Regions from separate parts of the Homo sapiens genome. Here region 2 is linked to region 1. A link is a contact called in ENCODE Hi-C or POLR2A ChIA-PET data. All regions are on one chromosome and are shown on one strand. The core of a region is the stretch at or near the end of the contact, and the rest is flanking DNA. Distances in the headings are between cores, read along the strand shown.

What was found. A loop is a pair of places that touch in the nucleus more often than their neighbours do. ChIA-PET counts read pairs that join two places held with the same protein, here RNA polymerase II (POLR2A). Pooled maps may share reads with other maps.
Region 2: a loop to region 1 is called in a map of GM12878, with 2.2 times the contacts of the local background. The contact joins two enhancer-like sites. A Hi-C loop is called at or near these places in 3 of 168 maps with a recorded cell type or tissue (CD14-positive monocyte, GM12878 and ascending aorta), 17 of 37 single-sample maps with no recorded cell type and 6 of 50 pooled maps. POLR2A ChIA-PET finds 5 or more read pairs at or near these places in 6 of 52 experiments (BJ, MCF 10A, RWPE1 and 3 more).

The regions. Positions count from the first base shown.
Region 1 is chr5:150,476,179-150,479,440 of GRCh38, reverse strand. The region is part of intron 2 of NDST1-AS1 (NDST1 antisense RNA 1); the gene reads left to right. Among named protein-coding and RNA genes, the nearest start is that of NDST1-AS1, 8.2 kb to the left of the region's middle. RefSeq lists a cis regulatory region at 2,536 and an enhancer at 2,452-2,621. Within about 2 kb of position 1,913, at least 3 of the 41 ENCODE cell types and tissues checked have a DNase peak (open chromatin) inside an H3K27ac peak, as active enhancers do; they include CD14-positive monocyte, where a contact is called at or near this core.
Region 2 is chr5:150,788,515-150,791,696 of GRCh38, reverse strand. The region is part of intron 1 of SMIM3 (small integral membrane protein 3); the gene reads right to left. Among named protein-coding and RNA genes, the nearest start is that of SMIM3, 11 kb to the right of the region's middle. RefSeq lists enhancers at 584-1,562, 1,563-2,542. Within about 2 kb of position 1,321, at least 22 of the 41 ENCODE cell types and tissues checked have a DNase peak (open chromatin) inside an H3K27ac peak, as active enhancers do; they include CD14-positive monocyte, where a contact is called at or near this core.

The DNA of each region.
Region 1 (3,262 bases), core at 664-3,163:
CATTCAACAATTATTAGTGCCTCTTCTATAGTCTTCCTCACACCATCCTGGTGGCAGAAGGGAAATAGGGAGACACAGAGATGAATAAGATAGATGTGGTTCCTGTCCTCAAAGACTATACGGTCCACTGTGAGAAAGTGCCGTAATGCATAGGAAGATACAACGCAGTGTAACCACGTTGTTTTAGTCTGTAACAATTTTGTTTCCTAGGAGGCTGGGGCTGGTCTTTGGAACAATGAAAGTGAAAAGTAACTGAAAACAAACACTGTTGCCTACTTCAGCCAGCACCACCAGTTCCCAGCAAGCTACTTTTCTGTCTCTCTCCCTCCCTCCCTCCCTTCTTCCTTTCTTTCTTTTTTTAACAGGGTCTTGTTCTGTGGCCAAGGTTGGAGTGCAGTGGTGTGATCATGGCCCACTGCAGCCTGGACCTCCCAGGCTCAAGCAATCCTCCCACATCAGCCACCTGAGTAGCTGGAATTACAGGCACGTGCCACCTAATTTAAAAAGAAAAATTTTGCAGAGGCTGGGCACAGTGGCTGAGCTGAGGCAGGAGGATCACTTGAGCCCAGGAGTTCAAGACCAGCCTGGGTAACATAGGGAGATCCCGTCTCTACATACATACATACTCTAGGCATAGTGTTGTGCGCCTGTGGTCCCAGGTACTTGAGAGGCTGAGGTAGGAGGATCACTTGAGCCTGGAAGATCGAGGCTGCAGTGAGCCATGATGACATCACTGCACTCTAGCCTGGGTAACAGGGTGAGACCTTGTCTCTTAAAAAAAAAAGAATTGCCGGGTGCAGTGTCTAATGCCTATAATCCCAGAACTTTGGGAGGCCAAGGCGGGCGGATCACCTGAGGTCAGGAGTTCAAGACCAGCCTGGCCAACATGGTGAAACCTGGTCTCTACTAAAAATACAAAAATTAGCCAGGCATGGTGACGCACGTATGTAATCCCAGCTACTCGGGAGGCTGAGGCAAGAGAATCGCTTGAACCTGGGAGGCAGAGGTTGCGGTGAGCCGAGATTGCGCCACTGCACTCCAGCCTGGGTGACAGAGCAAGACTCCATCCGTTTCAAAAAAAAAAAAAAAAGTCCAGGCGCGGTGGCTCACGCCTGTAATCCCAGCTCTTTGGGAGGCCGAGGCGGGTGAATCACGAGGTCAGGAGTTCGAGACCAGCCTGGCCAACATGGTGAAACCCCATCTCTATTAAAAATACAAAAAAAAAAATTAGCCGGGCATGGTGGCGGGTGCCTGTAATCCCAGCTACTTGGGAGGCTGACGCAGGAGAATCGCTTGAACCTGGGAGGCGGAGGTTGCAGTGAGCTGAATTCACGCCACTGCACTCCAGCCTGGGCAACAAGAGCGAAACTCTGTCTCAAAAAAAAAAAAAAAAATTGTAGATACAGGGTCTCCCTATGTTGCCCAGGCTGGTCTTGAGCTCCCCAGCTCAAGTGATCCTCCCACCTTGGCCTCCCAAAGTGCTGAGATTATAGGCGTGAGCCACCACACCCGGCCAGTGCTGTCTTTAGAGCAGGAAGAGTAAGTCCTGTCCCAAGGGCATCCAGGCCACCACCTTTTTCTCTGCCTGGAAACCTATTTAGCCTTCAAGGTCCCACTTAAGTAGCGCTTGGTCCAGGAAACCTTCTTGCTCCTGCTAGAGGTCTGTATGGGCCCCAGTCACAGCTCTAGTGATTTTCTGGGAATATAGCAGGATTTGTCAAGGACAATCCAAATTTCATGTCATTTGCTTCTTTAAAAAAAAGAAAAGGTGATTCAATGAATGTGTAACTACATGTGATTTCATGTTTGGACTTCAGTGGAGGCAGAAAATAGCCTCTGTCAGACCACGTGACCTGATTTGTGGTTTGGAGAACATGGTCACCATAATTACAGCATTGACCACATGCTGTAACAGTTTCCTCTCTCTTTCCCTCCGCCCCCCACTGCGCCCTCCCTCCCCCAACACACACACACACACACACACACACACACACACACACACACACTGAACTTTTCAAGTGCTAGGACTGTTTTCCTCCTGGCAGACCTTGATATCTGTTAAACAAACAGCAGAGAAAATCTGTAAAATGGGAAGGCTATCCCTGCTTCAGCCATACAATGGATATAAAATGTAGAAACCGAAGACTGATATAGGGGATGTGGGTAATTCACAGCAATTAATTACTGACTCTGATGCATGCCACCTGCTTTCTTGTATCTGTTACTTCAGCAGCCCAGAGAGGTACAGCAACTTCCCCCAGGTCACACAGACAGGGGTGGCAGAAGACGTTTGGAATCCGGGTCCATCCAACTAAAAGATGCAATTATTGTCACCACTCACACTACCTCCCAGTACCTAGGGGCCATAAGCCCCCAAATTCACCAAGACCACCTGGGCTCTGTGCCTCCTTCCCTCACTTCCACGGGATTCCCTCGTGCCCTTTCCTTCTACACACCACTTTCATCAGTGCCACTGCTGTTTGAAGAGCACTTCCAGTGGGTTCCCAAAGAAGTCCTGTCTTGGGGTCCAGGTTTCCTGTTTCAGGCAGAGCCTAAAGATGCATGTTGTGCCTTCCCAGACCTTCATCCCTCACTCCTGTGTGCTGCTAGCACAATCCATTTCACATGTAGTACTTTCCTCCTGGTTTTGGTTTTGTTTTGTTTTGTTTTTTGTGACGGAGTTTCGCTCGTGTTGCCCAGGCTGGAGTGTAGTGGCGCGATCTCAGCTCACTGCAACCTCTGTCTCCCAGGTTCAAGCAATTATCCTGCCTCAGCCTCCTGAGTAGCTGGGATTATAGGCACCCACCACCACGCCCAACTAATTTTGTTTGTTTGTTTGTTTTTTGTTGTTTGTTTGGTAGAGATGGGGGTTTCACCATGTTGGCCAGGCTGGTCTCAAACTCCTGACCTCAGGTGATCTGCCACCCTTGACCTCCCAAAGTGCTGGGATTACAGGCGTGAGCCACAGCACCTGGCCAGAAAGTACTTTCTAAAAACCAGGAAGAAGCCAGGCAAGGTGGCTCACGCCTGTAATCCCAGCACTTTGGGAGGCCGAGGCAGGTGGATCATGAGGTCAGGAGTTCAAGATCAGCCTGACCAATATGGGGAAACCCCGTCTCTACTAAAAATACAAAAATTAACTGGGCATGGTGGCATGCGCCTGTAGTCCCAGCTACTTGGGAGGCTGAGGCAGGAGAATTGCTTGAACCCGGAAGGCGGAGGTTGCAGTGAGCCAAGATTGCGCCACTGCACTCCAGCCTGG
Region 2 (3,182 bases), core at 72-2,571, 310 kb before region 1:
TTCACAAGAGCCAAGTTATGGAATAAACCTAAGTGTCTATTAACCATGAATGGATAGAGATAATGTGGCATATACTCAATGGAATATTATTTAGTCTTAGAAAAGAAGGAAATTAGTGCCATTTGTGACAACATAGATGAACATGAGGACATTATGCTAAAGGATATAAGCCAGGCACAGAAAGACAAATATCTCAAGTTCTCATTTATATATGGAAGCTAAAAATATCAGACCCATAGAAGCAGAAAGCAAAGCCTCTGGTGGTCACCAGAGGCTGGAAGGTCGGGGGAATGGGGAGATACTGGTCAAAGGGTATTATGTTTCAGTTAGGCAGGAGGAATAAATAAGTACTGAGATAAAAAAATTAATTTATTTATTAGTCATTTAAGAGGAATCTGATCTGTAGTGAACTCCAAAAGTTTTAAGTGGAAAAAATAAAAATAAAGTGCAGAACACTTGTGTATAGGATGATTCCTTTGGTTCAGATTTTGTAGAATTAAGTAGGGAAATAGGCGAGGATATATACAGGAAAATTACTTTCTGAGTGTACTCTCAAGAAAGTGTTAATAGTGGTTACCTTTTCGGGAGCTGGACTAGGAATAAGAGGTTTTGCTTTTCATTCTTCATTCATAAAACATGATTTTATGCCGTTTGAATTTTCTCAACATGAGCATTTATTACTTCTAATTTTTTATGCCAACTGGGTTAAGGGGGCAAAGAGGCTTTTTTTTTGTTTTTGTCTTAATAATTCTCCATCTTAAAAAGTAAAAACACACATATACAATTTTAAAATCAAATAAAATTAAGAGATGAGACTAGATCAGCAGTCACCAAATGCCACATACCATGGTAAGTGACCTTAAGACAGTATAAAAGAACACTGATTTCTGGGTCTCAATCCATACATACTGAATTAGACTCAAAGGGGATGAGGAGGAGCCCTTTTTTCCCATTGTCCAGGTGATTCCAACGTGCAGCCAGATTTGGGAACCTCTGGACTCAACAAATCTTTAAGACCCCTAAGGCCTTTTCTGGCATTAAGATTTGGGAATTGATTCCCAGGTGCTCTGCAGCCAGGCTGGGCAGATCTGGGCAAGTTCCCAGATGAAGGAGAAGCCTCTGACAAAGCTCCCCAGGGCCATAGGATTATCTGCCGAGCTTGCAGAGGAGACAGAAGCACAGGCTGGCCCTGTCTCAGCCTAGGAAATGGAGTAACTTTCCCCAAGGTCTAAGACACAGAAGCATGAGTCACAGGAGACTGAAACTGTTAGAGGACCGGGGGCGGGATAAATCATTCTTTGTGGTCTCCTGACTACATCAACAGCTAGCTGCCTTAGACTAAAGGAACCCCACAAGAGTCCTTTCCTGTAAACCCTTTAACATCAAACAGTCTTCCTGACTTCAAATGCCAGGAAGACGTAATCACCCTGGCTGATTTTCATAAGCAAAGCCTGTAAGATACAGGAACTCAGGCTTCGGGGCTCATCCACAATCAAGAATCCTGGAACATTAAAGCTAGAATGAGTGCCATTTCACAGATGGTGAAACTGAGGTCCAGGGGGTCTTCTCCCTCCTGCAGTCTTACTCCTTAAGGGAATAATCATTCAAATACATAGATCTGATCGTGTCGCTGCCCCTAACTAAAACAAAACAGAACAAGTAGATGAATAAATGAAATTCTTCTGTAACCTGTATCCTAGACTGTACTAATATTACTCTTTTGCAAATGAAATTGTTATTCTAACCCCAATACCCAACAGCTAAAGTAAGGCTGCTCTAGTAGAGCCTGGAAAGTGGGGGCCTGGCAGGGGAAGCGTGCAGTCCTACCTACCCAGCAGAGCTGAATACATTATCCTCAGAGACCCTAAGCACTAGAGATGAGGGTGCCCACCCCCTTCACATATGCAATTCAAACTAAAAATAATACTACACCATAACACACAAACTTTGCATGTTACGAAATTAAAGTCGGTTCTTTCTTCTAACTGAAAAAATTGGAAAAAACTTTTCCCAGCTGTCCTTTGGCATGCCTGCTCAGTGCAGCGGGCTTACTTGGTAGGGCAGTGCTACTATTCAGTTTCCCCTCGACCCCCTGGGCTCCTCAGAACATAGTGTGAAAGCCACAAGTTGCAATGTTCTCCAAGGGCCCTTCCAGAGCTACTGTTCCAAGATTCTAAGGCTGGCCATAGAAGTAGTCGGGTGTCAGAGGGCACAGGGAGCTCTATCTCCCTGTTTCACTCTTCTCGAAACTCAAACGTGTCCTTTGCTGCACTGTTCTTCCCCATGTAACATGGGTTCCAGTCGCTTCCACCTCTCCCTACTGTCAAAGAAAAATTTTGTCTCCCAAATAAGAGCTAAGCAAACCATATCTTCAGCATCTTTAATTGCACACTAGAAATATTTGCTTGAGAAAAAGCAGGACTCTAAGCTTCTCCTAGCTGACTTCTATTTGACCTCTCTGTCATGAGTGCATAAAACCTTGTTTCTTGGTATGTCTAATATAATAGTCATAGATTAATTTATCATTTGCCTCACAGATATATTGCTTGATATTTCTTATTAATGGTTCATGTTGGATATGGCCCAAACCATTTATGTCACAAATTTATGCCTATCACTGATAAGAATATGATGTTTTTATAACCATAGGAAGTAAAACATCAATCAGGTCTAAACTCTCATTATTTTGAACCAGCATACTTTATCTGCTATTTGCCTCCTTAACAAATAATAAACTTTGACATATGTTCAATATAAGTTTGTCTAAGAAACTGCACGGAAACCACCCTGAGCTCACCAGCAGAAAAGCCACTAGCACCAAACATGCCATCCCATCAGATCACAGGCCCTATACCACCAGCCCTGTGAACTGGACACATCATTGCTCCTCCTCAGTCCATAGGGGTTAAGTAACTTAGCCAATTCAATGGAAAAGTCAACAATCCCAAAATGACTATTTTGTGTCCACTAACAAGACCAAATATAAGGTGGGGGGAAAAGCAATGTAGTTTCTACGAAAGAGGAAAAAAACTTTTTTCTTTTTTTTCTTTTTTTTTTTTTTTTGAGACACAGTCTCGCTCAGTTGCCCAGGCTGGAGTGCAGTGGCGTGATCTCAGCTCACTGCATCCTGTACCTCCCAGGTTCAAGCAAACCTGTGCCTCAGCCTCTTGAGTAGCTGGGAC